2 separate regions of the Homo sapiens genome follow, and region 1 is linked to region 2. A link is an interaction called in ENCODE POLR2A ChIA-PET data of the cell type or tissue named here. Cell type or tissue: GM12878. All regions are shown on one strand. Links, peaks and the distances in the headings refer to the core of each region. The heading gives the core; the rest is flanking DNA. Region 1 holds the start of LOC105377492 (a long non-coding RNA gene). Region 2 has its middle 100 kb from the start of FBXW7-AS1.

Region 1 (15,210 bases), core at 6,824-9,323, 74 kb before region 2:
CTTGTTTCATTTCAGAAAAGTAATTGACATTTAGTTATTTGTATTAACTGCTTTAAGCCATTTTCTCTACCAGCTTTGAGCTAGTCTGTTGTAAACTCTTCCATTTCCCTGAATTGATTAGAGGCTACAAAAGACCTCTTTGCTTTTCTCTTCCCTAAAGTGAAATGGGGATCAAGGGCAGCTTCCCCAGACCCAGCTGAGCCCTGGTTTTCTGTACACTTCTCCCTGAGATACACGTTGCACACTGTGAAACAAAGGTACGGAGGTGAAGGAGAGAAGACATCTCAGAGGCGCCTACTCACCACTGTCCTTGCCCCTGTAACTCCCTCTATTCCATGTTGAAACCAGAAACATGAAGCTCCGTTGCTTTGCATAGCAGAAATAGATTCACATTACATTTTTTTCTGATTGGTTCCCTCCAGGAGAAGGAAAGTTTTTGAAATATTTCTCCCCAATGAATACCGCCCTCAGACACAAATTTGTTTTCATTCTTTTAGTCATCTCCGGCCCCAATAAAAGTCAGAATTGTAACCTATACTCCTTCAGGTTCATCAGCCAATAAAGGATCCTGCCTTGTCCCTTATAGCAATTGGAAGAGAACCTCCTATTTTGCAGTGCCATTTGTAATTCTAATAGTAGCAGTGGCTTAGGTTTGCTGATGAATGAATTTGAATAAATGCTTCTGACACAGATTGTTTTAATGTTCTCTGCCTTACTGCATTTTCAAGATGGCTTTTATGTGTGTTTGTGTATGTGTTTACACATAGTTACACATACATACACAAGAATATTTTGGAAACTGAGAATAAGCCTCTTGTTCTTATTGAGTCATACCATCATTCCCTTAGGCCTCTTTTTTCATCTATCAAAAATAAGGAATGGGTCATAAAGGGAAGGGGTTGGTGGCCAAGAGGAGACTTCCTAATATTCCTCTCCATGATAGATTAGTGGTCTCTATGTCTGAAGAGAATGTGTGTGCATAATGTTCCTGGAGCCCTGCATCAAGCAACCATATGGTAATTTGAAAAGTTGATGCATAATTTTTGATTTGGGCATTTTCTGCTGCCCAGGAGATGGATATGAAGTTAGATCCAAAGTAGCTGCACCCAGCTCCTTTTTGGGGGAGTGCCTAGTCATTGCTTTGAATTGCAGACAACATAGCAAGATCTGTCATTGTTGACTAACCAACATGTCCTATCCATTCAGTTAATACTAGTGATGCCCAAATGAGTGAGGTTCTTGCCAACTTTGTACCCTGCCACCTTCTCTTTCTAGGTTGAATGAGACAAAAAATTTCAAGGGTTCTTCAGGGAAAGGAAAAGCATCAGAAGCTGAAAGGATTCAGAATGCACCTTTCACCAGAGCGTGAAGTATAAACAAATTCTAGATCCAGTTCCTAGGAAGACTCATTGCTGAGACAAAAAGCCTGGCAACTTCCCAATTTGCAATTGGGTATAAAAATAGCAGAGTTTCTATTTCAGATGATCTGTTTCTCCCCAGGATTCTTAAGGACAAGGAGCCACTGAATGGACATTTTGATGTTTCATTCTTTCCTTTGGAATATCTGTGATGGCAAAACCTGTGAAGGCTGTTTGGATTCTGTTTTGCTTCAGCGGCCGTGCTCTGCAAGTAAAATTATTTTGAAGCCACTTGCAAATCAAAGATTCAAATGTAATAGACCACAAAAGTATATTGCCAATTTACCCTTTTCCAGGAGGTTAATCAATTATAAAAGAGACATTAAACCCTGCTACTCACCTAGAGGGGAAGGTTATTTGCAGGGCTTTTTAAACTTAGTTACAGCCACTAAGGATTCATCAGACCCTTACTCCTTACTAAATGTAGTTGGAAAAACTAAGTCTTTCAATTTGAGTATGCTCTCCACTCCTTTAAAGGGAGTTTGAATAGCTTAAATACATCCAGCAAGAACACAGTATGGTATAAAGAGTAAAACTGCATACATCTCTGGTCAGGGTTGGATCTGGGTTTCGGGAGCCTAAAGCTTACAAACTTAAGGACTCTCTTAAAAAAAAATACAATTAGATCCAAAAATAAACATTTAGAATGAGAAAGATGATAAATTACTGAAGCCTAGAAGCCTAGGAAATGCAGATCCTTCTGAGATTTTTTTTTTTTTTTTTTTTTTTTTTTTGAGACAGAGTCTCGCTCTGTGGCCCAGGCTGGAGTGTAGTGATGCAATCTTGAATCTCGGCTAACTGCAACCTCCACCTCCTGGGTTCAAGCAATTCTCCTGCATCAGCCTCCCGAGTAGCTGGAATTACAGGCGTGTACCACTAAGTCCGGCTAATTTTTTGTATTTTAGTAGAGACAAGGCTTCACTATGTTGCCCCCATGGTGATCTCAAAGTGAGCTCAGGCTCAGGTAATCCACCCGCCTTGGTCTTCCAAAGTGTTAGGATTACAGGCGTGAGCCACCAAATAAGATCTCTTTAGGCAATTATCAGAAATGCTTCAGATTGCAGCCTGGCTTCTCTTGCCCACCTGAAATACTACAACTCCCAGCAACCCCTAGCTCTCCCAGGGATCTGTTAAATGAGGGCCTCAAGATTAGCTTCATCAGTTTCAACATGAATCCATGTCTGCCTGTCTCAACTTCTGTGTTTTACCCCATCTATAAATGAGGAAACATTATGAGGACTACGTAAGACCATGTATGGCATAGTGCCTGGCACATAGTATTTGTTAAAGAGTTGTTTGTTGTTATTACCTGTAATAAACTATCGTAGCTAACTGCCATTGTGCACTTAACACTTAGCATGGCTCTAAATATTTTTAAATTATTAATATTCTCAACTATCCCATGGCTTACTATTATTATTAATACAAAGTCTCATTTTACAGATAAGAAAACTGAGACACAAAGATACCAAGTAACTTGCTCAAGGACACAAGAGGAAAAAAAGGGGGGCTGGCATGTGCAGTGGCTCACACCTGTAATCCCAGCACTTTGGGAAGCCAAGGCAGGAGGACCATCCAGGAGTTCAAGACCAGCCTGAGCAATATGGTGAAACCCCATCTCTACAAAAAATAGAAAAATTAGCCTGGTATGGTGGCACGCATCTGTAGTCCCAGCCACTTGGGAGGCTGAGGTGGGAGAATATCTTGAGCATGGGAGGTTGAGGCTGCAGTGAGCTGTCGTTGTGCCACTGCACTACAGCCTGGGTGACAGGGCAAGACCGTGTGTCAACAAAACAAAACGAAACTTGGAGAAACTGGGATTTAAACCCGGGCATTGAGGTTCCAGAACCCAACCTCTTAACCACTATGTTATATATTGATTCACAACTGCCTTGAAAATACAGGAACACGTAGTATCTCATAGGTCATGCCAGAAAATGATGTAGTCCTCAGCCTTGACCTGTCAAACTAGAAGCTGACATAAAGCTATTCAAGCAAGTGCCTGGTTTTCAACAGGGGAGGCCTGAAGAAAAAATGTGTAGTAGATTCCTGGTATGGTTTGGCTGTGTGAATCCCCTCCTGCTTTTTTTCAACTGCAGAAACAAAAGAGAGTGAGTTGCCTAAGAAGAAAGAACCTACTCTAAGCCATCTCCTTAGTAATGAAATTTTAGGAAAAGTAGGTAAAATTGCATATTATTAAAAGAAAGACTACTACCAGATAATTCAGGAGGAAAGAAATGCTGTTTCTACAGAAGATGGATACTTTCGTTACATAAAAAACGTTAAAAATAAATAAATTCACCATTGATGTACTTGTGTTCTAAAGACAACTAGGCAAGTGAAGGAGCAAGCTTGTATGCTGTATTGTCAGGAAAGTCAGGACCATGTAGAACTTACACTGATACCTAGCAAATTCTCAATAAATGTTGCAGCTATTATTATTATTTTATTATGAATCAGGAATGAGGAAGACAGTTGAGTTCAAATTCCATCTCAGCCGCTCATGCAACTCCGAAAGGATTTTAAAATCTTTCTGAACCTCTTTCATCATCTGTAAAAAAGAAACTGTTGTGAATGTTACATGAAATAACATAAAGCATCTGGTACAGTACTGACCTAATTATGTGTTTAATGAATACTAGCCATCTTTGTTATTATTACTACCACTAACAAGATATCGGTAACTATGTTTCAGGTTACTATTTCAAAGTTTATCTGGAAGAGGAAATCTGTAAAATTTCCAGGACGCAATGCTTGAACTGCCTCCCAAAATGTGCCGGGAACCTAAGACAGTAGTCTCCCCTGTTAGAAGGCAATATGCAATCCCAGCTGGGTGCAGTGGCTCATGCCTGTAATCCAGCACTTTGGGAGGCCAAGGCAGGTAGAACACCTGAGGTCAGGAGTTCAAGACCAGCCTGGCCAATGTGGTGAAACCCCATTAATACTAAAAATACAAAAATTAGCAGGGCATGGTGGTAGGTGCCTGTAATCCCAGCTACTCGGGAGGCTGAGCCAGGAGAATCGCTTGACCTCGGGAGGTGGAGGTTGCAGTGAGCCGAGATCACATCACTGCCTGGACAACAAGAGAGAAACTCTGTCTCAAAAAAAAAAAAAATGCAATCCAGTCTAAAATGACAAATTATTTCTTTCTCTCCAAAGAACCTATTTCAATTGAGAAATCTAAAAATCAGTACCCCAGAAAGGAAGCAGGAGAAGAGAATCGAGTAGACAAAAGATTTCATCAACTTTGGATGTAGGAAGACAGATGTAGGAGTGGATTACTCTAGTTGAGTAGAGTATAAAAGCTACAATCTAATGTGCCCAGAAAGGGGGATACAAATGAGAAGCAAGCTAATTCCTTTTCTGTGAAAGGCAAAGGTAAGACAGGAGCTGAAAACTGGGGGACTAGCTGAAAAGGAGAACACATGGAATGATTGGAGCCCTACATCCTTTTCTCAGCCAGGGGACCACCTCTGTGTTACCCCCTATCCCACTACCCACTTCACCCCACCTTGCACTGAGCACACAGGCACAGAAGAGGCTCAGAAACAAAAATGGAGATTACATTCTCCCTAACCCTCTCCCAGAATGCCAACAGTCTGAAATATACCAGAGGATTCTTTCCCAGAGAAGTGAACAACCTGAGAGAAAAAGTCTCTAGATACTGGCATTTTATTGGAGGACTCCTTCAGTGAAACTGCTGGCTCCCTACCCAATCAGAGGAGAAATTTCTCATTCTAAGAGCCCCAACCATACAGAGCTTCCTATTCACTTTTTAGCATCTGTCTCTAAAATATGAACAGATAGTCAAGAATCAAAGAACGTTTGAGAAAAGACTCTGATTTAAAAGACTAAGTAAGCCAAAAACTCATGAAATAAACTTTGAGAAAGAAAGTTTTATACCCTCAAAAAGATACTGCATCTTATAATATGGGAACAGAATACATTTTTTTTTTTTAAGACACAGTCTCACTCTCTCCCCCAGGCTGGAGTGCAGTGGCAAAATCTCAGCTCACTGCAGCCTCGACCTCCCCAGGCTCAGGTGTTCTTCCCACCTCAGCCTCCTGAGTAACTAGGACTACTCATGCCACCACACCTGGCTAATTTTTAATTTTTTTCTAGAGACAGGGTTTCACCATGTTGCCCAGGCTGGTCTCAAACTTGGCTCAAATGATCCATCCACCTTGGCCTCCCAAAGTGCTGGGATTATGGGTGTGAACCACTTTGCCCTGCCTAGGATACAATTTTTAAAAGAGCTCATGAAAACTAAAATATAATGGAAATTTCATAAGAAAACCTTAAACTGAAAATAAAAATTGAGGAAATCAAACAAAAGTTAAAGGAAGAGATGGAAATTAGTAGAAAAAATATTAAAAACTTAGAGGATCAGTCTGGGACATCTGACATTCAAATAACAGGGTGTCCAAAACAGAAAATAGAAAACAAAGAATAGAATGTTTTTAACTGCAAGAAAAATGAACAGAATTGGATGACAGAAAACCCCTAGATGACAAGGACCCACTGGGTGCCCTTTGAATAAATGAATGAAAAAAAACTGCCCATCCATGTTCATCATTATGAAATTTTGAAGCACCTAGGCTAAAAAGACCTTCCTAAAAACTTGTGGAGAGAAAAGTCGGGGTTAAATAAAATAAGAATTGGAATTTTGGACTTCTCAATAGCAACATTGGATGCTATAATAGAAGACAAAGTCTTCGAAATTGTACAGGCAAAGTATTTTCAATTTAGAATTTACACCAGCCAAATAATCAAGTGGGAGGGAGAATAAAGACATTTTCAGCATGGAAGGACACAAAGCACTCCCTCTCAGAAACCTTTTCTTTCTGAAATGAATATGTGGTCCAACAAACCACAATCAAGAAAAACGTGGCAGAAAATAGGGATTTTAACACAGGAGATGGGTGAAGGGAGTTCTAGGATGGTAGGTGGGCATTTGAATTCAAGAACTAGCAGTTGAGGTGTAAGCAGGGAAAGTAATGGAAGAAACATCCCAAGCGTACAAAAGGAAATGATAATCATCTTATTATCATGCCAGAGCTTTTAGAGAAAAAAAGTCTCAGCGTTCCGAACAGCTGATGGTACACTTAGAAATTTTTTACGGTTCAACATATAAAAAGCTATGCAACAGATAAAAATAAGGCAATTATTAATTTTTAAAAGTATGTTTAAAAACATAGTATACTAGTTAGCCCTAGAAACTATACTAAACTATATTTATGTAGCCATAAAAATGTAAATACTATGATTATGATTGCTAAAACATCAGTGGGGGGGAGAGGATAGTAGAGGGAGAGTTAAATCCTCATCTACCATAATTAGAAGTTATTAATGTCTAAAATGAAAAAATAAGGTGCACATATTATATAAAGATGGGACATATATATATGTATATATCAGAAGAGTTAGCTAAAAGTTAAAAATATTTGCCTCTATGGTTGGGGGGAAAGTGGAGGGTTATAGCATTTTTATATACTTTGAGTATTTGCATTACTTTGCTAGAAATATATTTTTTAAAGCAAGTTCCCCCAACACCCTCTGCAAAAAAAAGTCAGTATGGCAGATTTCAGAAATAGTGACCTTTCTTTACCCATGCCAGTAGAATCCATCAACAAGAATGATCTATCTAGTCAGTCTCATGTCACAAAGAGGGCCTTAGGGGTGCTCTTCCTGGAGGAGTTGTATAGCTAGATAGAGGCTAGGATGGAATCCATGTGTGGGCAAATTACCTCAGTTCTCTGGTCTCTTGTTTCATCTGTAAAACAGGCACAATAATAGTCCTAACCTCATCAGGCTGCTGAAGACTGAACAGATGATGTAGGTAATGTGCTTAGCATAGTCTCTGGCTCATGAGTTCTTAATAAAAAGTACTTGATAATATCACTGTTAGCAGCATTCATCAGTCTCAAGGTGGAAACCATCATATATTAAGATCTGGAACTAGCAGAATCCAGAGCTTTTGACTTCAGGTTCTGATTTGAGCATGTGCAGATGGATAAACTGAGCTGTAACCCCATGCATCTTATATCAAGAGGACCAGCCACTTGGGGATCCTCAAGGATATAAGTGCCCTCTCCCCTCTCCAACCTGTTTTCCCATCACCTCCTCCTAACTTTCATTGGGGTTTATTTCCAGATTCTCCCACCAGGTATCTTAAGTGTTTTCTCCACATGGAAATGCTTTTCAGTAAAATGAAAATGACTGAACTTTTTATAAAGTGAAGTTCAGAGTATCCCTTCTGGGACTCTATTTTTTCCCTTGAAATTCTAGATCAAAATTTCAAAAAGGCCAGAGTGGGGTCCATAGAAGAGCAGAAGCAATGAGTTGGAAGGACTTCTGTGCACCTCTATTAGTCCCACTGCATGGAATCCTTAGGGTGAGTTCATAATTCCCATGATGACCAAAGGTCTTTCATACCTGGAAGTGTGCAGTGTGAATTGGTCTGGGTGTACATTGGTCCGCAGCCCAGCTGTGACAGGGTGTGCCATCACTGTGAGTTACTCCTGACTTTCCAAATCTGCCCAAGACAGTCAGAGACATTGCCCATGAAATCATCTGCCCTGGCTGCTCTCTCTAAAGGCCTAGAGCCAGTGAGAGCCTCAGAGGCCCACCCACAGGCATGGCAGTCAGCCTGGGGGGCTCCCTGTGTCAGCTCAGCTCTCCAGGCTAAGTCCTAAGGTCTAAATGACAGACTGCTGCCACCTGATCCTTCTGAACACATCCTGTTTTGCCAGAAGGCCCCCAAACCACAGACATTCCATGTCTCTGCACTTGGTGGTTTGTGGTGTTTGAATCCCATAGCCACGGGCTATTCATTTGTATATGTTTCACTGTGGCTTTCCGCTTGGTGACCTAGACTCTTACCCAGCAAGATTCCTTAAGGTTTCAAAGCAGCTAGAGAGACCACTAGCAAGTTTCTCTTTGTTAAGGGCTTTTTAACCATTCCTTCTTAACTGAAGTTGCCTGTTGGTTGAAGTGGGCAGCTTCTTAATTTTCTGAATTCGTCAGTGATGATTGCTCAGATGTCTCTGCAAATATTTTTAGGTATGTGTGAATAAATCAGGCCTAGTATCACTACCCTCAGTGAATTTTTTTTTTAAATTAAAGCAGCCCTTAGAGGCTTAAGGTCTAATTTAATTGAATAACTAGGTGTCATAATGAGGGACTCCAATGAAAGAATGAAAGAATCTCTGAAGTGTTGATTGGCTGTTTCTGGAACTTGGCCCAAGTTCCTACTACAGATGTACCATGTCCACTTTTCTCAGAATTCAAGTTTCCTGGTTGGTGAGTACAATTCTTTAAAATTCATGGGAGAGGGATCTCGGTACTATATTCCTCAAAGCCTCCCCACCCCAGACTAATACACACACACACACATGTTCTCCACCTGCAGGACCTGAGTCTACACAACCCCCCAGTGTTTCTGTTTATTTCCGCTCAGCTAAGGAGTCATTGCAATGGGGAAAATAAATTAGAACCAAATTAGACTGAGATTCAGAGTCCAGGAAGCATGGCTGCCTATGAAACATTACTGGTTGTTTTATGTATTCACTGCCTGGGGGGTGAGGTTGGGGGAAAGCCAGATATGTGGCTAATCACTGCACAGAATGGAAATCTGGAAAGAGGTCCAAATCTGATAACATATATAGTATCTTCCCTCCAGTTGTGTCCACCTCGAAGAAAAAAAAATTACAGAATATTCTCAATCTGTTAAAAATATCTTACTTCACTCTTTTCCCTTGCTTACCCTGGAGAAATCCAAATTAGAAAACTTCCTATTTAAGATAATCAACAGAGGAGAACAACAGATCAACTTGGGCTAATATCAGTAGCAGGGAAGACCAATTAACAAATTCATGAATTGTGCTGTTTACACTTCTATTCCTAAGGTTAATTATGCGATCAAGTAATAGCTTTTGCCTTGATTAGAGGGCCCTTAGGAAATAAAAGTGTGTTTCCTCTTTACAAGTATGTTTGCATTTCAGTCCTGCAATGATAGCACAGGAACTGGGCTCAGCAAACATCGCCTGTGCACACAGCTGTAGTCAAAGCAGAAGGTCTTAATTTAAATAGCCTCAAGACTCAACGTGTAAACAGAAGCATCATCCATAAAAGTGCTAACAGTCACGTATACATTTTTCTCTCTCTCTGCTTTGGACTACTTATAGTGTCAATTCTTTGCAGAAGTTTATTTTCCCATTATTCCCTATTGTAAAGAATCAGTAAAATTAGCTCCTGGGGCTATAGGTATAGAAGAAAGAAACATCGCCCACATTTCAGGGAGCACTCTCCGCAAGGCTGTTCCAGCTTCCTGTTAATAATGGCAGCTCACGTTTTTGAGGTGCTATCCCATGGCAAGGGACCTCACATGTATAAATTCTGTAATCCTCACAGTAAGCCTATGAGGGGAATATTGTTATCATCCTCTCCTTTTCAGGCGAGAAAACAGAGGCACAGAAAGGTTATGTAAATCACCCAAGTCCATAGCAGCTAGCTAAGCCAGGGTTTGAACCCAGACATTCTGGCTCCAGTGTGGACACATTTAACCACCATGTGCTGTTGCTCCTCTCTTTAGGGCCCTGACTTAAATGTGCAGTGTTAGAAAAAAGTGAATTATTTCACCCAAATGAAGAAGCAACACATTGTGCCATTTGAAATTCTCAAGTGAAGTGCAAAAGTTTCCTTGTCCGTTTACAATCCACTTCTGAGTAATCTGACCCAACGTCATCAGAGAGAAAATGGCTTCCTTGGGGAGTGCTGAAAGCATTAGAGAGATGTGACCAGAGATCTCCGTCACACTGATTCCTCCCTTACCTTGCCAGGAGCACTGGGCCAGCCTACATTGGCTACTCAGCGCTTGTCGAGGTTGGGTTCTCCTATGGCAACACAGTGATGCCCAGCTGGACACAAACCTTGATTGACAATGGTGGTAAATTAAGAGATGGCTTATTGGCTTTAACAAGGACTACCCACAGAATATTCTGGATTAAGAGCAATGAACCAATTCATTTCATGTCTTCCTTTTCACAAGAGCACCTACTGAAAAATGCAGGAGCAATGTGCAGGGGTTGTATTCTCAGGCTTTGGAATCAAATGGAACGGAATCAATTTCAGACTCTGCCGTTTACAGCTCGTTGACCTCAGGTACATTACTTCCTGTTTTTGCACATCGGTGGCCTCATCTGTAAGAGTACTACCTCAGACGCCATAATGAAGAAGAACTCAGACTATCCAGGTACAGAGCTTCGTTCTTACTACTCAGAGTGTCCTGCGGCAGCAGCACCCTCACCAGAGAGCTGCTTGGAAATGCAGGCTCTTGGGTCCTGTTCCAGACCTGCTGAACCAGAATCTGTACATTCACCCTCCGGTGCTGATCTGAATGGTCCTTCATCTCAAATACTGAAATTTGAGAAGTCATGGCAAGTGAAGCACATAATGGCCATTAATTGTAATGATATATATTGAAATTATCTGCCATCAAAGTAAGCTCAGCATCACCATTCCAGGAGTGAAGTGTTAAAGGAAAGAGACCTTGGAAATGAGAGGCAAGGTCCAGGTTGGAAACCCCCTCCCTGCTTCTCCAGCTCCTCAGTTTCTAAATTCTCAGAGATAAAGGGAAAACACCTGCAGAAAGTAACTAAGCCTTTTTGGAGAAACTCTTGGGAAGACCAAAGTCAGGGAAACAAACAGCTATACAATTCATGGTTTTTGCATCAGGCAATGATAGAAACCAGCAATTCATGCCTTGTACCTGAACTAGGAAAGCCTTTTCTTTTCTTTTTTTAAAGCACAACCCAAGTCTCCTGCCAGATCATGGCTTTTAATTTAAGTGTACAGTTACTGCTCAAAAGTGATTCACAAGCCTTTAAAGAGCCACTCTCCTTTAGAAGTCTGTTTAGAATGCAGAGGGTTTGAAGATTAGTGTTGGGAGTGAGAGCATTTGACTGCCTAAGTGTTCAATCTCCCAGGTACTTAGATATTTCTCAGCAAGAACTGATGTTCATTAAACTGTAAGCAAATTAAGAGTTCAAGCCAAAGAAATAAAGGAAGACATAATTAGTGTACGGGAGTCATCCACCATCGTAAGCCTTCTCTTAGGTGAGAAGTCTTCAGAATTAGTTCCCTGCACAAAAGAAAATTATACAGCTGCTTTATGCAGGCTGCCGATGCTATGTTTTATTGCACGCAATTTACAATGAAATGAAGCAGAAGTCTGCAAGACTGCATTAAAGCTTTAATTTTCCTTTTGGGTTTTACCTCCATTTTATCTTTAGAAGAACCCAGAATGGTTTGATAAATAGAGTATTTTGCCAGTCAATAAATTAAAAAGCTATTTTTACCAAGTGGACGCTGAATTGCTACTGCACATGACAGAAGCTTCCTGGGATTTCAGAGGGTGGGAGGGCACACCATCCTTCAGCAGAATTGATTTGTGGAAAAAATATTACTCCCTGTTCCCCAAATCCAACTACTCTGAAGAAATGTGGTTCTCAGTGACTTCTGACACACTCTGGTGGCTGTCTTATTACAGGGTCTGGGTTTCAGGCAAAACTTTTGGGAATCAGATAAAGGAACTGGACTCCCATAAGACAATAAATCTCATCAGACATATTGTAGACTGACCCTCCAGCCCCAACAGGAGCTTTGTAAGGAATGAAATACCAATGCTCCCCCATCCCACCCTGTAAACGATTATTTTCAACTGAGCTAGAAAACCTGAGAGAGCTGGTTTGAGTCTGTGGAACTGTCACGTGCCACATTCTGTGCCACCTCCAACTATCCATCCCCAGGCTTTGCCAGTTAAAAGGCAGGATGGCTGGCGGCGGTGGCTCACACCTGTTATCTCAGCACCTTGGGAGGCTGAGGCAGGTGGATAACTTAAGTCCAGGAGTTCGAGACCAGCCTGGGCAACAAGATGAAACCCTGTCTGTACAAAAAATACAAAAAATTAGCCGGGCGTGGTGGCTTGCACCTGTAGTCCCAGCTACTCAAGGGGCCGAGATGGGAGGATCACTGAGCCCAGGAAGTGGAGGTTGCAGTGAGTCGTGATTGCCCCACTGCATTCCAGCCTGGGTGATAGAACGAGACCCTGTCTCAAAAAAATAAACAAAAAGAAAGGTGGGAGTGAACTTGGAAAGAGGTTGGGAAAGCCCTTCCTTGAATCTGGATCTGGAAGGTGGTTGTAGAGCTCCGCCTGGCATTTGCCCTAGGACCCCACTTCTCTCACTCTGCAGAGCAGGGGAAGGCCCTAGGGTCTGGTCTGAAGGGGGAGGTTTTGGAAGCCATCATTGGCTGAACAGACCCCTGAGAGAGTAGCTGCAGTATGGAGGCTCCTGGAGGGTCCAAGAGAGGAACCTGCAAGCTGGCTGGGAGTTGGGGCTCGGCAGGCTGACCACATTTAGGTTGCCCTCGACCTGCAGCCTTGAGGTCCAACTTTATGGGAAAGGTGCTAGGCAGCTGACCTGGCTGGAAACACCGTTTTGAAACTAAAATGGTGTTCCATTTGCACCATCAGTAGTAATAATGGCCACCTCTCAGCAAGCCAGTTTTTGATACTACAGCAAGCCTGAGAAATGGGTGAGTTTTATCTCTAATTTACCAATGAGCAAAAGAGGCTGAATGTGTGTCTGTCATTTGACTCGTCAAACAGATGGTGGTGGAGATTGGAGATTGGCCTCTACCCAGGAAACTAAAGCTGGCCCTCCTCTTTGTCCAGTTCCAGGAAGTTCTGGAAGTTGGGGAATATGTAAGATACAAGAAGAAACTTGTGACATGATTTCTGAGGAAGGGAGTAGAATGTTCAGAGAAATGGGAGGAAATAGGGATTCAGGAAAGCAGGGGAAATTTTTAAAAGAAGGATCCCAAGAAGGAGGGTTAGGAATGGAAGGAAGCTCACGGTCATCTCGAGTTCTGGGCAGTGAGGAGTGAGGCCCTCTGTGTGCACTCCCACCTTATTTGAGTCAAGAACCTCAAAAACATTCCTGGAGCCTCATGTGTGGGAACTGTAGCCGAGAAGGAATCTGAAAGGACATAGCACAAACCACTCCAGAGTCACCTGCAGATGTGGAAATTCTTCCATCACATAACATGGTGCAGTGAGGTGACCACTGGCCTGGTGACAAAACTCCAGCTGCAGCCTGAGACCCACCCAATTCCCCTGCCCGGAGGATAGGTGGGGATGCTCCCAGGGGCCTCTCTCCCAAAGAAGGAGGGAGCAGTCCCGCTGCCAGGCTCGGTCTACATGACTCCATGTTCCAAGGGGGATCTGGTGGTGCCCCCTGGTCTTTGGAATAGGGAGGAGATGGGGTACCCAAGTGGGAAGATGTGATGTAGGGCCCGGTCACACAACGTAGTTCTGTTGATTTTGCAACTATCATCCACCCAGTGGCCTTCTTTCTAAAAGCACCAGTAGGTGTATTTTGTTTGTTCCTTTGTTTTGTAAGACATACATTTTAGTTAAAACTTAATTTTCTCACTCTCTAAGACACCTGGCACCAAGACTTTGGAATTACTTGTTGAAAAATTGATTGGGGGGCAGGGAACAGAGTAAAATAGAGAAAGAGAGAAAACTAAAAGAAAAATCATTTCTCCCAGCACTACAAATGAATCACTAAAAAAACCCCCTAACTCCCAAAGCAGCAGTATGTCTACTGTTTTGCCTGGGAACAGAATCACCTGGCACGCACGAGCTGTTTCCTGAGCTTGGTCTGTCAATGCATGGCCTCATCATTAATTAACATTTCCGAAAGGCCCTTCTTGCACGGCAGATGAGGGAGCTCAATTTGCTGTCCTGAGGACGGGCAGGGAGCTGACTCATAACATTTTGTAAAAGAAACTGGTCTTGCTGCCCTGGTGCAGGGACAGAGGCTATGGGAGTAAATGAAGCAGAATCAGAAGAATCAAGAGAAGCTGCAAACAGAGGCAAGGCCCTGCCAGGCCCGGACCCCTCCCTGTGGACCACGAGGAGGTGCTGAGGGGGAGCTGCAACCCAAGGGTTCCTCAAGAGGACTGTCAGGCTCTGTGGCAATGGAAACAGGCCAAGAGGGGCCTTGCATACAGAGACACCAAACGTTCTCAGATTTCCAGGACTGACCTGACTGCCTTCTATTCTTTTCAAGAAAAATGTATTGGCATTTCTGCTCTAACATCACATATACATTGCTAAAAACTCTGAGTTCTACAAAATGGCATGCTAAAAAATAATAGGGCTTATGGGAAAAATAGAGTTGGGGCAGTCCATAAAAACCAATGGAACTTGGTAACCAAAGCACTCGCAAACAACAATCACAACCTTAATAAAATATGAGCCTGGTTACATTTCTCCTGACATTTCCACTGGGCATCATCAGCAGTGAATTCCTGGCAGCCTTAAAGCCTCTTGCTTCTTCCTGAACATAGGGTCTGGAGGGCATTCACTTCCACGAGAGAGAAGTTTCTTCAAAGTACAAAGTCTCAAAGTCTCATTCAGGGTGTAGGCTTCCTCATTAACGTTTTTAACTTTGGGGGATATATAATCAAGCTCCTGGATCTAATTCTAGTTTATAAGAAATATGGGAGATAGATGAACATCTTAAATCACACCATGAAGATACAATTAGCCAAATCCAGTGTAAACCTGATTTCACCACCTCAACTATAAAAATGCCTTTTTTAACAGTCAGCCAAGATTAAGCAATGACTTATCATAGGTGATATTTAGGAATTAGCGTTTATTTTGTGAGATGTGATAGTGACATTGCAGTTTTTATAGTTACATGTTTTAAAAATCTTTGTT
Region 2 (15,210 bases), core at 6,040-8,539:
CTCATCAAACTCCCGGCATCAAGCACCTCTGTTCCAGCACGTGACTTCCTGTAACGGGTCCTGCCAACTTCTCACTAGTCTATTAAAAATAAAAGCACACCCAGAATGGCTCCCACGTCCCCTCTCCAGTGACCTCAACCCCATGACTAGGGAAACTGTGACTCAACCTCAGGAAAAAACACGGCTAGTGTCACTAGCAGAAACTAAGGATCCTCCTGGGCTGGCGCTGGGGATATTAATAAATCCAGTAGATTGGATCATTTGCCCCACCCGCTCTCTTTTCTTTAGGGAATTTGAATGTTCGAGTGCTTTAAAGTGGAGATAAAACGACCCATGATTCATGTTTCTGTCTTTCTGAAGAGTTTCCTTGTATAAGCTCCGACAACCTCTGCAGTTACTTGAAGGTTAATACTATTCTTTCCCAAAAAGGAGGAAACCATTTCCCTTTTCTATTCATTGCTTTCCTCCTTCTACACCTGAAAGGAGAGGTGAATTCTTTCCCCCTTTTCATTCTTAACAAGAGAATCTCTTTCGTACTCTCACTTGTCTGGAGATTTGAGCATTAAAAAAAAAATTGGTATAATTCTTCAGCTAATCCTTCAAGAAGACACTGCATGTATTTTTCCCCCTCTCTTTTGGTTTTTTTTTATTGGCTATTAGGCTAGCAAATTTTGGATTTGAGCAGTTCAGATCCTAGGCTAGCAACTTCCTGAGCTGATTGTGCAAAGCTCATTCACGAGAAAATGCCCTGAACTGCCTGGTCTCAGCACAGTTTTTTAAAAAACTCTGGTTCTGTTTTCTTAACTAGCCTCCAGCAGCTCTGAAATGGCAAGCACTAGCCAGCATTCATTCCCCTTGGAATTAAGGCAAAATCACTCACAACCTTGAGTACTTCCAGGACACCTGAGGGAGACTCAAGTTCTGGTACCCAGGAGTCAGGTAAAGTCCAGGAAGTGTGGTGTTCTTATTCACAGCAGACTTTCAGAGCACTGAAGGGCTTGGGGGCTTCAGGGTATTTTGTCTGTGACTTCCCAGCAGGACCCAGGACAAATGGCCATGCTCTGTAAACTACTGGCTCTGTGCTGCTGGTGGAGATACGGGATCCAGGACCCCAAATGTCTTATGAAGCCCAAGGCAAACTGAAGAGAAATTCCAGCTCCCAGAACTATCTATAGGAAAAGGTCTTGAGTTTTCAATTAAAATCTTTCTTTGAAGATTTTTGACTTGCATTAATTTCCAGAAAAAGTTCACTCGCTTTCCAAAGCAGTTTCCCTCCAAATGGTGGTTTGCTCTCTGAAGGGGAGTTTTAATACTGATGTCTGTCATTTATCTCTTACATCTTTCCTGAGAAGACATACTGTAAAAAAGCCATTAGGAAGCATGTCATATAATAGTTCCATCACCCTTAAAACATCTCCTGAGAGGCAGGGAAGGGGGCCTCTGAGAATGTATTCTCCTCCACCACTTCCCCTGTTTTAGAAACAGAGTAATAGAAACCCACATGTGTCCAGCGACGATGTGTGATGTCCAGTGTCAGGGCTGCCTCCTCCATTTGACAGTCTTTCTTCTCAAGATGATGCTTCTCTGCTCCCAAGAACCTAACTTGTGATTTTTCTTTGGTTTAAATGATTCTCACAGACCTCATTTCTATTTATATCACAAAGAGTCCCCCCACCCCCAACCCATACGTCTGGTTTTTGATTTAAAAATGTAATATAGTAACTTGGTTAAAAAAAAAAAGCCTAATACTATGAATTAACTTACAGTAAAAAAATTTCTAATTCCAAAGCCCCCGACCCCCTTGTTTCTCAGAGACCACCACACTTTCTTTAGTGTCCTTCCAGAAATATACTGTTTATAAGCATGCAAATGCATGTGTATGTACACACACACATACACACACATGAGTTTAAATTTCAAAGATTATTTTTCTAATAGAGAAATATAAAAAACCTTCAGAATTATATTAAATAAATTCTATAATTTCTAATGCTGGTCTGGCATGGGCAATGATAACAAATTCTATTACCAGTTCTCCATAGGAAAAGCGTTCTTTGTATTTTCATATATTCTATATATGAATATGTTCTATATTCATATGTATACATATACATCTATATCCTTTTGCTTTTATATAAATGTTAGTATATTATACACTTTCCTTGCTTTTCTAAAACTTTGTTTTATTTCTAGGAGATTGTTATTTCTCAATACATACAAATAAGCCTATCTTATTCTTTTATTAATTGTTACATGGCATTCTTTATTTTCTAATTGTTGGACAATTTAGGTTTTTCCATTCTCTTGCTATTGTAATACTACAATAAATATCCCCATGTAAATTGTCCAACATGTGTAAATATAGCCATGGAATAAATTTATAGAAGTGGACTTGTTGGGTCAAAGTGTATGTTTATTTAAAAATTTGATATACACTGACAAATTTTACTCCCCAGAGAAGTTGTTGCACATGAAACTTCACCAGTTATATGAGTGTTTTCTTACTAACATGGTATATTATCTAACTTTTTTGATTTTTATCAACTTGATAGGTTAAAAGTTGTAGCTCATTATTGTTTTAACTTGGTTATTTAATTTTAAATGAGATTGAGTATCTTATCTGTGTTGGAAAGTCATTTGCATTTCTTTCTTTGTCAGTTACCTTTTCATGATCTTTGCCCATTTTTCTATGAATTGTTGGCTTTTTTTCTTATCGATTCATAAGAGCTCTTTATATATTAAGGAAATAGACCAGTGATTCATGCTAGCTAAAGCTCCATTTTTCTTTACTTCTAATAACCACTCACTGCTCTCATATGTCCTTTTCCTTATTCTGTCTCCCACCCTGTCTCTCCTATGACTTCCTTGTATAATTAATTTGTCTCATATATAGGGAAAGGAAAGAAAGATGAGAGTCAGTCTTGCAAGGAAGGACACTTTTGAATGGCCAGTAAGTTTACATTTTACAAGATGCATATTAAGAAAATCTGAAGCCATTATCTGCCAACTATAGGAGTATCAAAAGACTGTTCTTCCTCTTGGTTGGTTCATGGCCACTTGGCAGCCTTGTATCTTGCTCATTAACTATAAATAACACTCACATTGAACACATTTTATAAACTTATATTTATGCCCCCTTCATTTTTTTTTCTCTTCTCTCACTCCTACTTCCAATTTTCTCTCAAATCGTGGTCATCACTTGTCCGGTGCAAGTAATATCTCTAGACTCTTAACTCATCATCTATCGAAGCAGGGTGATCCACATGCCGAGATTCTGATGGAGAGAAAGCCTCAGCTCTTGCTTGGGACTAGTCCTAGCCTTTTGTAGTAAAGTCCTTAGGCCACTCTTTCCTCTGACTGATTCAAGGATGTGGGGACCCCAGGGAAGTGTAGCTCCTCTCTCTATGGGTTCCTGTTGAGAACTCATCTTTCCAAATCATGGAAAAACCAATTCGACTTCAGCTAACATGGTAATGATTTGTGGGGAGCAGCAGAAATTCCCCTGTAATTATGTGTGAATTGATGTGTGATTTCCTAATGAGCTTAAGTGAAGAAATCATCATTTTGTGATAAATGCTTTATATCTTAAAATGCCAGCAACACATATCTAATAAATTCAATCAAACCACTCTCATTTATATAACATTTGCAATTATTATTTAACATGCTGGCTTTCTTTGCTGCTTTACTGCTTTGGGTAATTGCAGAGTCTGAAAGTTCCCTTTTTGTAAATAAAGCCACAGAAACTCATTATGTTGGAGTTTTTCTTAAAGCAATCATAAATGAGTTCATTTTGAAATGCATTTGCATGCTGTGCAGGCCAAGACCCCCTTATCAGAATATGTAGCCATTGAATGAGTTTGCTAAATCAGGGACATTTGTTCCCAGAATGAGTCGGGTCACTCTGAGACTGCAGCTTGGGCACTTAACCATGTCCAAACAAGTTGGGAAAAATATTTCAATGATTAAAAGATGGGCCCTTTTTACTGAAGATATGATGAGGGCCAGTGGAGTTAAGTGACATGACCAGAGGTCGCAAGGCAGCAGTGATAGAATCCAGCACAGAGGACAACATAACATATTGATTAAGGAATCAGTTCAAGATTCAGATTCTAGATGTGCTACTTCATAGCTGTGTGACCTCAGACAAATTACTCAGCCTCTCTAAGCCTCAGTTTACTCATCTGTCAAGTAGAGAGAGACCTATTGTTGGGAGGATTAAATGTGGCGGCCTATGTAAGAGCTCTAGGAACACTGCCTATCATATCACAAATGTTTGGCAAACAATTGCTAGTCATATAATTATTGATAGCTTCAACACTGATAAATATCAGCAGTAACAAAACTTACCCCTTCACCCTAAGCATTTTCCCTAGTGGCCAAGATGGTAATCGGTTCTGTTTGTGTCTTCTAAGGAGCTGAGAGGGTGGCAGAAGTTGAAAATAGTTTTATTCCTGGGGCCTAAGGTTATTTCCTGGTAAGTTGCACTGAGTAGGCTGCCAAATCCTAAATCTCCTTCACTTGAGATGAGTTAGAATTTGGGGTTTGGTAAATGGAGGCCCAAACTGGTTTTGAGACTCCTATAAAAATTAGTAGCAGTCAGCTCAAAGCTGGCAGGATATATTAGAAATCTACACAGTACTAGACTTCTTGGGGCCCCTTCTAAGAGACTCTGCCCCATCCACAGGCCCTGCTCAAGGGGCAGTTACAGGCAGCCATGTTTTGTGCTATGTGACTCAGCTCACCTCCTCCCTAGGCCACAGCTGATAGGACATGCATAGGCCTTTGACCAGGGGCAGTCCTTAGGCTTTGCAATGACATGGAAGACAGGCTGGACCAATTGTATTTCTTCACTCAGTAACTGAAACTAAACACCACCATGGTGGAACTGCAAAGGGATGAGATAGAACTGGATCTGAAGGGGCTCTCATGATCCTTGTGCAAGTTAAGACTGGACAGAAGCCAAGGGAAAGAAGAGGAAGGTCAGGGGAGTGAAGAAGAGAGCCTCCATGTGGAGAAAACAGGGTCAGTTGGAGAGAAACCAAGGATCTTGTTAATTCTGGGTGCAGTTCTGGTTCAGATGGTTTTCCAACTCCACACACAGTCTTTCCATACTTTGACAGACCCCGTGCCTTGAGGCAGCTTGACTTGAGTATGGGCTCTTCCTGTGTCCTCATAAGGGACCACTTCAAGCCTCAAGCCCAGCATGGGCTGCTGGAAGACAGCAGGAGTAGAATAAATACATAGGTAAGATAAAGGTCAAGACTCTTCTGTGGCAGCAGCAATATGGAGCATTGTTAATTATTCTGCAAGGAATTTGTTTATCCATTATTTTCCAGGTAACAGTGCAGACCTTGTAAACTGTAATAGAATGTTTGGTTTCTGATCATAAATGAATTTTAAAAATGTAAATTCTCAAGGTATTTAATTCTAATAGAATTCAAAGAACTTAAACTTCCATTCAAATAGAGAAATCTATTGTCCTTTTAGACAACTGGCTTTTTCATAGGTCCATCCAAGGACATTAAAGAAAACATATCTGAATGTTTCTTTGTTGGAGCCTGCCTCGATTTCACAGTGGCTCGTATTTTTTCCTAATAAACATCCCCTCTTTTCCATTTTTCCCCTGCCACCACAATACTACATTCTCTTCCACCTGAACTATTTTTAAAAAATAAATTTTATTATGCATATTTAAGGTATTCAACATGATATCATGGGATACATATAGAGAGTAAAATGGTTACTATAGTGAAGCAAGTTACCATATTTATCATCTCGCATAGTTACTCATTGTGTGTGTGTGTGTGTGTGTGTGTGTGTGTATTTGTGGCAAGAGCAGCTAAAATCTACTCATTTGGCAAAAATCACAAATACAATACAATATTATTACCTTTAGTGCTCATGTTGAACATCAGATCTCTGGGCTTGTTCATCCTATGTCTCTGCTACTTTGTGTCCTTTGACCTATTGAAGTATGCAGGTGGTCTCCCTAAGCTATGTATGTGGTAGGTGCTCATTAAGTGCTTGTTGCATGCTTCTGCTGTAGGCAAACAACCAAAACTCCTCAAAGCCATTTCTTCACAAAAGGAAACAAAACTTGAAAAAAAGTGTCTTATCATGGAAAATTTCCAACATATACAAAAGTAGAGAAAGTGGAACAATGAATTCACACATATCCATAACAGATCCAAGCATGATCAACTCAGGACCACTCTTGTTTCACATTATTTCTCTTGCCTCCTCTTCTTTCATGTGGATTTGGAAGCTAATCTAAGATATCACAATATAACACAAATATTGTTGTGTGTATTTCTAAAATAAAAGAATTATTTTAAAATATAACCGAAGTACTATCTTTACAATGAAATGAAATTAACAACAATTCCTTAATATTACTAACTATCCGGTGTTCCCAATTTCCCCAATTGTCTTATCAATATTTTTCTTTTTTTGAGACAAGGTCTTGTTCTGTTGCCCAGGCTGAAGGGCAGTGCTGTGATCATAGCTTGCTGCAGCCTTAACCTTCCGGAAACAAGTGATCCTCCTACCTCAGTCTCACAAGTAGCTGCGACCACAGGCACACACCACCATGCCTGGCTAATTTTTTTATTTTTTGTAGAAACAGGGTCTCACTATGTTGCCCCCGCTAGCCTCAAACTCTGGAACTCAAGAGATCCCCACACCTTGGCTGCCCGAAGTATTGGGATTACAGGTATGAGCCACTGCACCCGGCCCAGTGATTTTTATAGTTCATTTTTTGGAAGCCTATTTCAAATAAGCCCAACACCTTATAAAGGCTGATATGTTGCTTAACTGTTTCAATTTTTAAGAATGTCTCGGTCAGGCGCGGTGGCTCGCGCCTGTAATCCCAGCACTTTTGGGAGGCCAAGGCGGGCGGATCACGAGGTCAGGAGATCGAGACCAGCCTGGCTAACATGGTGAAACCCCGTCTGTACTAAAAATACAAAAAATTAGCCGGGTGTGGTGGCGGGGTAGTCCCAGCTACTCAGGAGGCTGAGGCAGGAGAATGGTGTGAACCCGGGAGGCGGAGCTTGCAGTGAGCCGAGATCGCGTCACTGCATTCCAGTCTGGGTGACAGAGCGAGACTATCTCAAAAAAAAAAAAAAAAAAAAAAAAAGACTGTCTCCTTCTTTTCTTCCTCCTCCTCTTTCATTCTCTCCCTCTTTTCCTTGCAGTTTAGTCTTTGATCTAAACTTTATTTCATCTTCAAAGTATTCCACAGTCAAGATTTTGCTGACTACATCTTTATGATGTACTTAAAATGTAATTTTATCCATTGTATTTTTTTTAAAATTGGTTTTTCGATCTAGAATGAAGTCTCAATAAGATTCAGGTTCAACATTTTGGCAACACTTTAAAGATGACATTGTGCACCTCCCACAAGAGGCACATAATGACTTTTTGTCTCCCTTTTTGCAATGTCAGCAGCCACTGATGATCATTCCTAATTCTATTATTCCCTCTTCATTTATTAACACATATTTTCTAAATTCGAACATTTTATCAGTGGTCTAGTTATCCTGAAATGTTGAGATGTAATTCATGCAGGAAAGGCAAGATAAATGCTTGGTTCAAAGTTGTTTGCTGGTTCCCTAGTTGTTTGTTGATCCATTAAATGTGATCAATGAGTTTCTTTCTCAAGTATTATTCTGGATTCAGGGATTTAAACATATTTGGTGTGTTTCAATCCACTGCAGTTTTTTTTTCCATACTGATGGCCATATTATTCCACTTTTGTCTCTGGGGAGCCTCTGCAAGTTGGCTCCTGGGTTCTTTTGACCTGGCTCCAGTGGTCTTTGATGTCTTGCGTGCTGTCTGATATAACAAGATGTCCCAGGCTCATCTTGTACAGTTCCTACCCTAGACCTGGAATTAGCTTTTTCTCTTGGAGAAATCAGTTATTCCCCCTGGTTCCTTTTAGTGGAAATGGCATTTAAAGACCACAATCTGGACGCTAGGAATATTCAGTGGTACAGGGTTGGTTTTTATTTCTGGGCTTTTTCAGAGTAAATATGCATTTTTTCAATCTATTTTTTAATTTTTAAAAAGAGGTTTTTTTTTTTAAAGAGCAGTTTTATGTTCTCAGAAAAATTGAGCAGAAGGGACAGAGATTGGTAAGAGTATGTTTAGCTTTGTTAGAAACTGCCAAACTGTCTTCCAAAGTGGCTGTACCATTTTGCATTCCCACCAGCAGGGAATGCGAAGATCCTGTTGAGAATTTCTGTTGCACCACATTTTTACCAGCCTTTGGTATTGTCAGTGTTAGGATTTTGGCCATTCTAATGAGTGCGTAGTAGTATCTCATTGTTGCTTTAATTTTCAGTTCCCTGATGACGTATGATGGGGAACATCTTTCCATATGCTTATTTGCCATCTGTGTATCTTCTTTAGTGAGGTGTCTGTTAAGGTCTTTGGTCCGTCGTTTAATGGGGTTGTTTGTTATCATCGAGTTTTAAGAGTTCTTTGTATATTTTAAATAATAGTCCTTTATCAAATATGTTTTTTGCACATATTTTCCCCAGTCTGTAGCTTATATTTTAAAGATAAAATATACTTTGAGTTCTTGCTGATACTTCTAATTCAAATTCAGGACTACAGAGTATTTAGTTAATCAATCCTACATTTTAAATTCATTGCAAATTTTTTTTTAGTTTGTCACTCATTTTCTTTCTTTTTTACTTTGCTTACGTGGCTTCTCACCATACAAAAGTGTTTTGTTATTTTAAGTTGATAAGTAATGATTTATTCATCTGTTCCTTATTTCATCTGAATTTTGAGTCATAGTTAGGATGGGTTTTCCCATTCCCATGTTATAAGAGAATTCATCCATATTTTATTTTAATATGTATATGGTTTCATTTTTATTTACCTTTAAATTTTTGACCCATTTGAAATTTATCTTACTGTGACTGGGTGAAGAAAAAATTCAACTTTATATTTTCTATATGGCCTTTCAGTTAACCCAACATCACTTACTAAAAAGTCCAACTCCTCCTTCTTGATATGCGATAGCACCTTATCATATATATATACAGTTCCACATGTAACTGGGCCTATTTCTGTCCATTGTGCCTTCTGTCCAGTCATGTGCCAATACCACAGTGTTTGAATTATGGATGCTTCAAACTATGCTCTTCTTTTTTCAGAGTTTTCCAGGTTATTCTTGCTAAAACAAAACTTTTGAGTGAGGACTGGTCTTCATCTCCTACTGGGGAGAGGCCCTATGCCTACCTTCTGAGATGGACCCTCGCTGAGTTGTCACTGGGGTTGAGAGGAGACATGAATGGTCTTTCTTCCCCTCAAGACAGAAGTTGGCAAATGATGGCCCATGGCCTCATCTATTTGTAAATAAAGTTTTATTGAAACATAGCTATGCCTTGGCATTTACATAATGTCCATGGCTGTTTCTGCGCTCTGATGGGGGAGTTAAGTAGTCAAGATAAAGACTGTATGACTAGGAAAACCTACAATGTTGAAATACTCTCTCTGGCCCTTTACAGAAAAAGTTTACCGACTCCTGCCTTAAGAGAGCACACTGGTATCCTAATGGGTCTTCTAGAGATAATGCTAACCCCAAAACGGGACCAGTGACATAATTTGTTGGGCATGGCACACAATTCAAAAATCAGGAAAGAAGTGCTGTTAAAGGTGCTAAAATATAAAGCTTTTTCCTACCTTCTGCGGTTTCTCTCTTCATTTGTCATGTTGTTTTTTATTTGCTTTTTAATGTCATTCTAAGTAAAGAAAAATTAAAATTCAAATTATTAGCATGAGTTTTACCTTTCATCTTTACATTGTATAATACCTCTTTTAAATGAAAATATGAGCATTTGACTTGTATGCAGAATCACTGGATTTACTCGATTCATAGTTCTTGGCTTGTCCCTGGAGGTGCCTCCAGCTAGCTAGAACAAACAAACACAAGCCGGAGTCTGCAAGGTTGGAAGGAGGAAGAGAGGCTCCCCGAGTGGTGGAGTGGGCCTGGACCAACACTCGCCCAGGCACAGGGTTACTTGCAGGGAGAGTGCACACCCTCAAGGAAGGCCCGGGCTCTCCCCCACCATTCAGGGCACATGGGGCTTAATGTCTGTCCCATTCCTTCTTCCCACCAGCTGCTGCATCAACCAGCCATTTCCAGGTCAAGGGCAGGAAAGTCCCTCAGAGTCAGCCTCACAAGCACAAATGACCTCCAAGAATATTGCAACCTCTGTACCAGGACAGCTATGTGCCTGGATCAGGGGTAGGCCAGAGACTTGCCCCCACTGAGGCACCCCTGGCAAAGTGTAGAGCTGCCAGCCTGCTGGGGGCCAAGGGCAGCCCTGGGTCTTTGGGCTATGGAAGGAGATGGGTACTGAGAACTATCCCAGGGTGTCAGCAGGAGGCTGGACCATGTGTCAGCCAAAGACCCCAATGTATGCTCCATTGTCCCATTGGATTTCACTTACAAAATACGAATTCACAAATAAAGTGATTAAGAATTTCAAGATGGTGACCACAACCACAGAGCCCTAATCCCAAATGTGGGGCCACGTGCAACTGCACTGCTTGTGCCCCCTTAAAGCTGGTCCTGACCTCAAGCAATAGAGTGATGCTGGGAATGTCTGTCAACACAACTGAAAAGGAAATACGTGGGGTGTATAGGTATTTTGGGGAGCCTGTATATGTGTGGTGCTTCTCAGTGACACCTTAGAGGGGCTGTCCATTTGTTTAAATCCTATTTTTTTTTTTTTTTTTTTTTTTGGAGACGTAATCTCACTCTGTTGCCCAGGCTGGAGTGCAATGGCATGATCTCGACTCACTGCAACCTCTGCCTCCTGGGTTCAAGCGATTCTACTGCCTCAGCCTCCCAAGTAGCTGGGATTACAAGCGCACACCACCACAGCGGCTAACTTTTGTATTTTTTAGTAGAGATGGAGTTTCACCATGTTGGCCAGGCTGGTCTTGAACTCCTGACCTCAAGTGATCCACCAGCCTTGGCCTCCCAAAGTGCTGGGATTACAGATGTGAGCCACCAAGCCTGGCCAAAATCCTACAATTTTAATTGTCTTTTTAACCAATTTTTAAAAATTATAAAATAAAAGTAACATAGACTTTATCATGGTGACCATTTTGAACAGTTCAGCAGCATTAAGTACATCTACATTAGGGTGCAACCATTACCTCTGTCCCTCCCCAGAACCCTTTCATCTTGCAAAACTGTACCCGTTAAACAGTAACTCATCATTTCCTCCTCTCTCCAGCCCTGATGATCACTGCATTTTCTGTCTCAATGAATTTGACTACTCTAGGTACCTCATTTAAGTGAAATTGCCCAGTATTTGTCCTTTGCAATCAGTTTATTTCACTTCACATACTGTCCCCAAGGTTCATTCATGTTGTAGCCTGTGCCACAGTTTATTTCCTTTTTAGGGACGAATAACAGTGCATTGTATATGTACATTACATTCTGTTTATCCATTTATTCATTGATGCGTACTTGGGTTGCTTCCATGTTTTGGCTAGTGTGAATAATGCTGCTATGATCACAGATGTACAATTTATTGTCTTTTAAAACTTAGCTTCTGTCACTGAGTGTTACAATGATGCTGCAGCTACTCTGTGGGGACCTGGAACCTCAGAGACATGCCCAGATTTCATACTCAATGCTCCACTGAGGATTTGGGTTCCAGCCTGCATAGATTGGCAGCAGAAGGAAAATGTTTCCGAAAGAGACACCACTGAGCATTATTTTTCTTTGTTTCTGCAAAACAACTTTGGTTTATTTTCTCCCATTTGAGTCTTTGTTTTTACCTATGCAAATGTGATTCATCTTTCAGCACTGGAGAAGGGCCCTAAATAACATAATTACTTCACCAATCATCTACTTGGCTACTGGAAATCATCTTTTTAGTGAGGTCGACTGTCGTTGCTTGAGCTCTATACAGACTTCAAATGATGAGCACGCTTCTTTTCTTAACATGCTAATTTGCCTCTGAAGCCAGTGTTATTTTAAAAGGGGGGTTTAATTGGATATTAAATCTGCAATTGAAAGATTAAATTATGAAATAAACAAACATATCAATCTAATAGGTCTTTGGGAAAAAATCAGGAATTCCACTCTAGTTTTTAAATGCAAATGCATTCCAATATATATATTTAATTCTCTGCCCATTTTGCTGTGCTTTGTAGCTCTCAGCCTGAATTCTTTCCTGGGTTGCTTCCAAAGGAAATCATCTCAGGAGGCTGAGTAGGCTCAGGATTCTGTGAGCACTGGCCCCAAAATAACCTTTTGCTTAAAGACTTTACCTGTATAAATGAAATTCAAGAAATGTTGAGAAACCATTTTGAAATGAATAATACTGAAGCAATTCCAAGGGGTATAATTTGGGATGCATCAAAGGTGGTGGTAAGAGAATACATTTACCTCACTGTAAGTTTAAAGGAAATCAAAGATCAAAACAGATACATGCTCGAGAAGGAAATTAAGAAATGAGAAGTACATCATAGCTATAAAAAAATCCCAAATGATTCTTCAGAAAATTATTTCAAGGCAAAGTAATACCTTTTCTAATAGAAAAGTACATGAAACCCCCTCTCCTCAAGTTTATAAAGCAGGCTTCCTGGGAATAGGAAATAAAGATGAGTAGCTTTTCAACTCTACATTTTAAAAAGGTACAAGAAAACAAAGATTTTTTTTTAACCCCTAAAATAAGTACCTATCTGGGAGAATGGGAATACCACCATGATATGAGGGTCTCTTTAGATACAAGTGCTCTGGGCTGACAGAAATGAAAGCAATATTCATTAGCACCAACCACAACTCTGCAATCAGCCATGCTAGGCTGAATTAGGCACATCCACAGTGACAGAGTGCTCCTGGGGTAACCAAGATGGGGGCAAGGAGGAAAGCAGGTGATGGCACGTACTTGCCGCCATCTCTACCTCTTAGGAAAGCCTTGAAAATGTAATATTATGGCTGGGTGCAGTGGCTCATGCCTGTAATCCCAGCACATTGGGAGGCCAAGGTGGGCAGATCACTTGAGGTCAGGAGTTCAAGACCAGCCTGGCCAACATGGTGAAACCCCATCCCGACCAAAAATACAAAATATAATAGCTGGGTGTGGTGGCATGCGCCTGCAATCCCAGCTACTTGGGAGGCTGAGGCAGGAGAATTGCTTGAACCTGGGAGGTGGAGTTTGCAGTGAGCCAAGATGGCACCATTGCACTCCAGCCTGGGTGACAGAGCAAGACTCCAGCTCAAAAAAAAAGAAATAGTTTCTGATAAAGTGATAGAATGTTTTTGATTTGTCTCAAAAATAACATAGAACATGGCCAAGTGGGTAGGGACTCGGGTGAAACAAGACTGTCCAGGCGTTGATAACTGTTGAAGCCGGTAATGGGTACAGAGGAGCTCATATACCAGTGTCTATTTTGTATATGATTGAAATTTTCCATAACAAAAAGTTTATTTTAAAAGAAAAAAGCTGTCTTTACTTAGGAATCCTCTACCCATTTCCACAGGCAGAAGAATCTCACACTTTCTTTCCCAGAACAGGACCCATGCTAGTTCTATGTGGAGCCATAGCCCTTCTGGATTCCCAGTTCTGGCCACACCAACACTGACTGGGGACAATCACCCACTGACACAGCAGCCTGCTCCAGGAGATCAGGAGGCAGTACAGGAACCAGGTTTGCTGCAGGGGGAAGGAGACAGGGTAGGGTCCTTGTGATGGGACTTGAAGAATCTCAAAGAGCCCACACTGGATTCCATTCAGCAATCATCTGGCTTAGAGGCCAACATTCTTTTTGTTGAGTTTGACTTACAGCAAGTCTCTTTCCCCTTTCTTTTTCTTCTTTTTTTTCCCTTTGTATCAGGATGCAAATGTATCCTCTTCACTCCCTATAAATGGCTAGTCCTTTAAGGCAGGTGTCCCTAACCTTTTTTGCACCAGTGTCTGGTTTTGTGGAAGACAATTTTTCCACGAACCAGAGGTGGAGAGGTTGGTTTTGAGATGAAACTGTTCCACCTCAGATCATGAGGCATTAGATTCTCAAAAGGAGCACGCAACCTAGATCCCTCGCATGCACAGTTCACAATAGGGTTGGTGCTCCTATGGGAATCTGATGCCACTGCTGATCTGACAGGAGGCGGAGCTCAGGCGGTAATGCTCACTTGCCTGTGGCTCACCTCCTGCTGTGTGGCCCAGTTCCTGCTTTAAGGAAGAAGGGAAAAGGAAAAGAAAACCATTGACTAAATGCTTATTGACTAAGCGTTAAACAAAGAGCCAGGCATTTTACATATGATAGTTCATGTAATCCTGTCAGATGAGGCAATTTTTAAAAATCCCATTTTAAAAAAGAGGCAACTGAGATGGTGACATTAATTATTAAATTGAAATTCAAATTATTAGCATGAATTTTTTCATCTTTACATTGTGTAATACCTCTTTTAAATACAAATATGAGCATTTGATTTGTATGCAGAATCACTGGATTTACTCAATTCGTATTTTGTGGCTTGTCCCTGGAGGTGCTTGCAGTTAGCTAGAAGAAACAAACATAAGCCAGAGTCAGCAAGGTTGGAAGGAGGAAGAGTACCTTTGGTTGCAGACTAAAATAGCAGACCAAACTCAAACCGTTTCAAACAACAGGAGAAACTTTTTGGCTAAGGTAACTCCCACAGTGCTGCAGGTGGCAGCGACAGTTTTTCCAGGGCTGTGGTTCCTGTGTCCCTGTGAGTCTCCAGACTGCCTTCCTCCACGCACTGGCTTCATCCACAGGCTGGCTTCCCTCAGAGCAAAAAGGCCACCGCAGCCTCAGCCTACCCCCATCGAGGCAAGAAAGAGCTTCTTCTCTTGATTCAGCACAACAAGCCAAGTCCTGCAGTTCATTTGGATTAGACTAATCAATTATTATGGACAGGGAGAGCCATGTGATAAGCAGCTCAGTCCCATCTCTTGACCACAGCAAAGAAAGAGGATGAGATTATATTGCATGGTTATGCCAATTAAGGCCCACCCTTGGGGCTGGGACTTTGGTTAATTTGCCCGAAACCACAAGACTGCTGCAAAGTGAAATAATTTCTATAAAGCAGAGAACTACATTCATCAGAGTTCCACAGAAAAATAGTTGGAGAGAATTAGCTTTCCCAGGGGTCTTTGTGCTTGTCCATTCACAAGAAAGGAGCTCTCGGAGAAACAAAGCTGC

The links. Peaks named below come from ENCODE experiments on the same cell type or tissue, not always from the same donor. Only the 100,000 strongest peaks of a DNase experiment are listed, where the experiment ranks them.
Region 1: POLR2A ChIA-PET joins it to region 2 with 7 read pairs; 2 of 35 experiments call an interaction of 5 or more read pairs at or near these places.

The regions. Positions count from the first base shown.
Region 1 is chr4:152,303,381-152,318,590 of GRCh38, reverse strand. LOC105377492 (a long non-coding RNA gene) reads left to right here and starts at 7,826. Exons shown (of 4, transcript XR_939354.3): 1 at 7,826-8,720. RefSeq lists an enhancer at 14,384-14,453. In GM12878, for the core only: no CTCF peak of the experiment used is centred there; a DNase peak (open chromatin) is centred at 8,265.
Region 2 is chr4:152,228,928-152,244,137 of GRCh38, reverse strand. No RefSeq gene overlaps it. Among named protein-coding and RNA genes, the nearest start is that of FBXW7-AS1, 100 kb to the left of the region's middle. RefSeq lists a silencer at 89-275. In GM12878, for the core only: no CTCF peak of the experiment used is centred there; no DNase peak of the experiment used is centred there.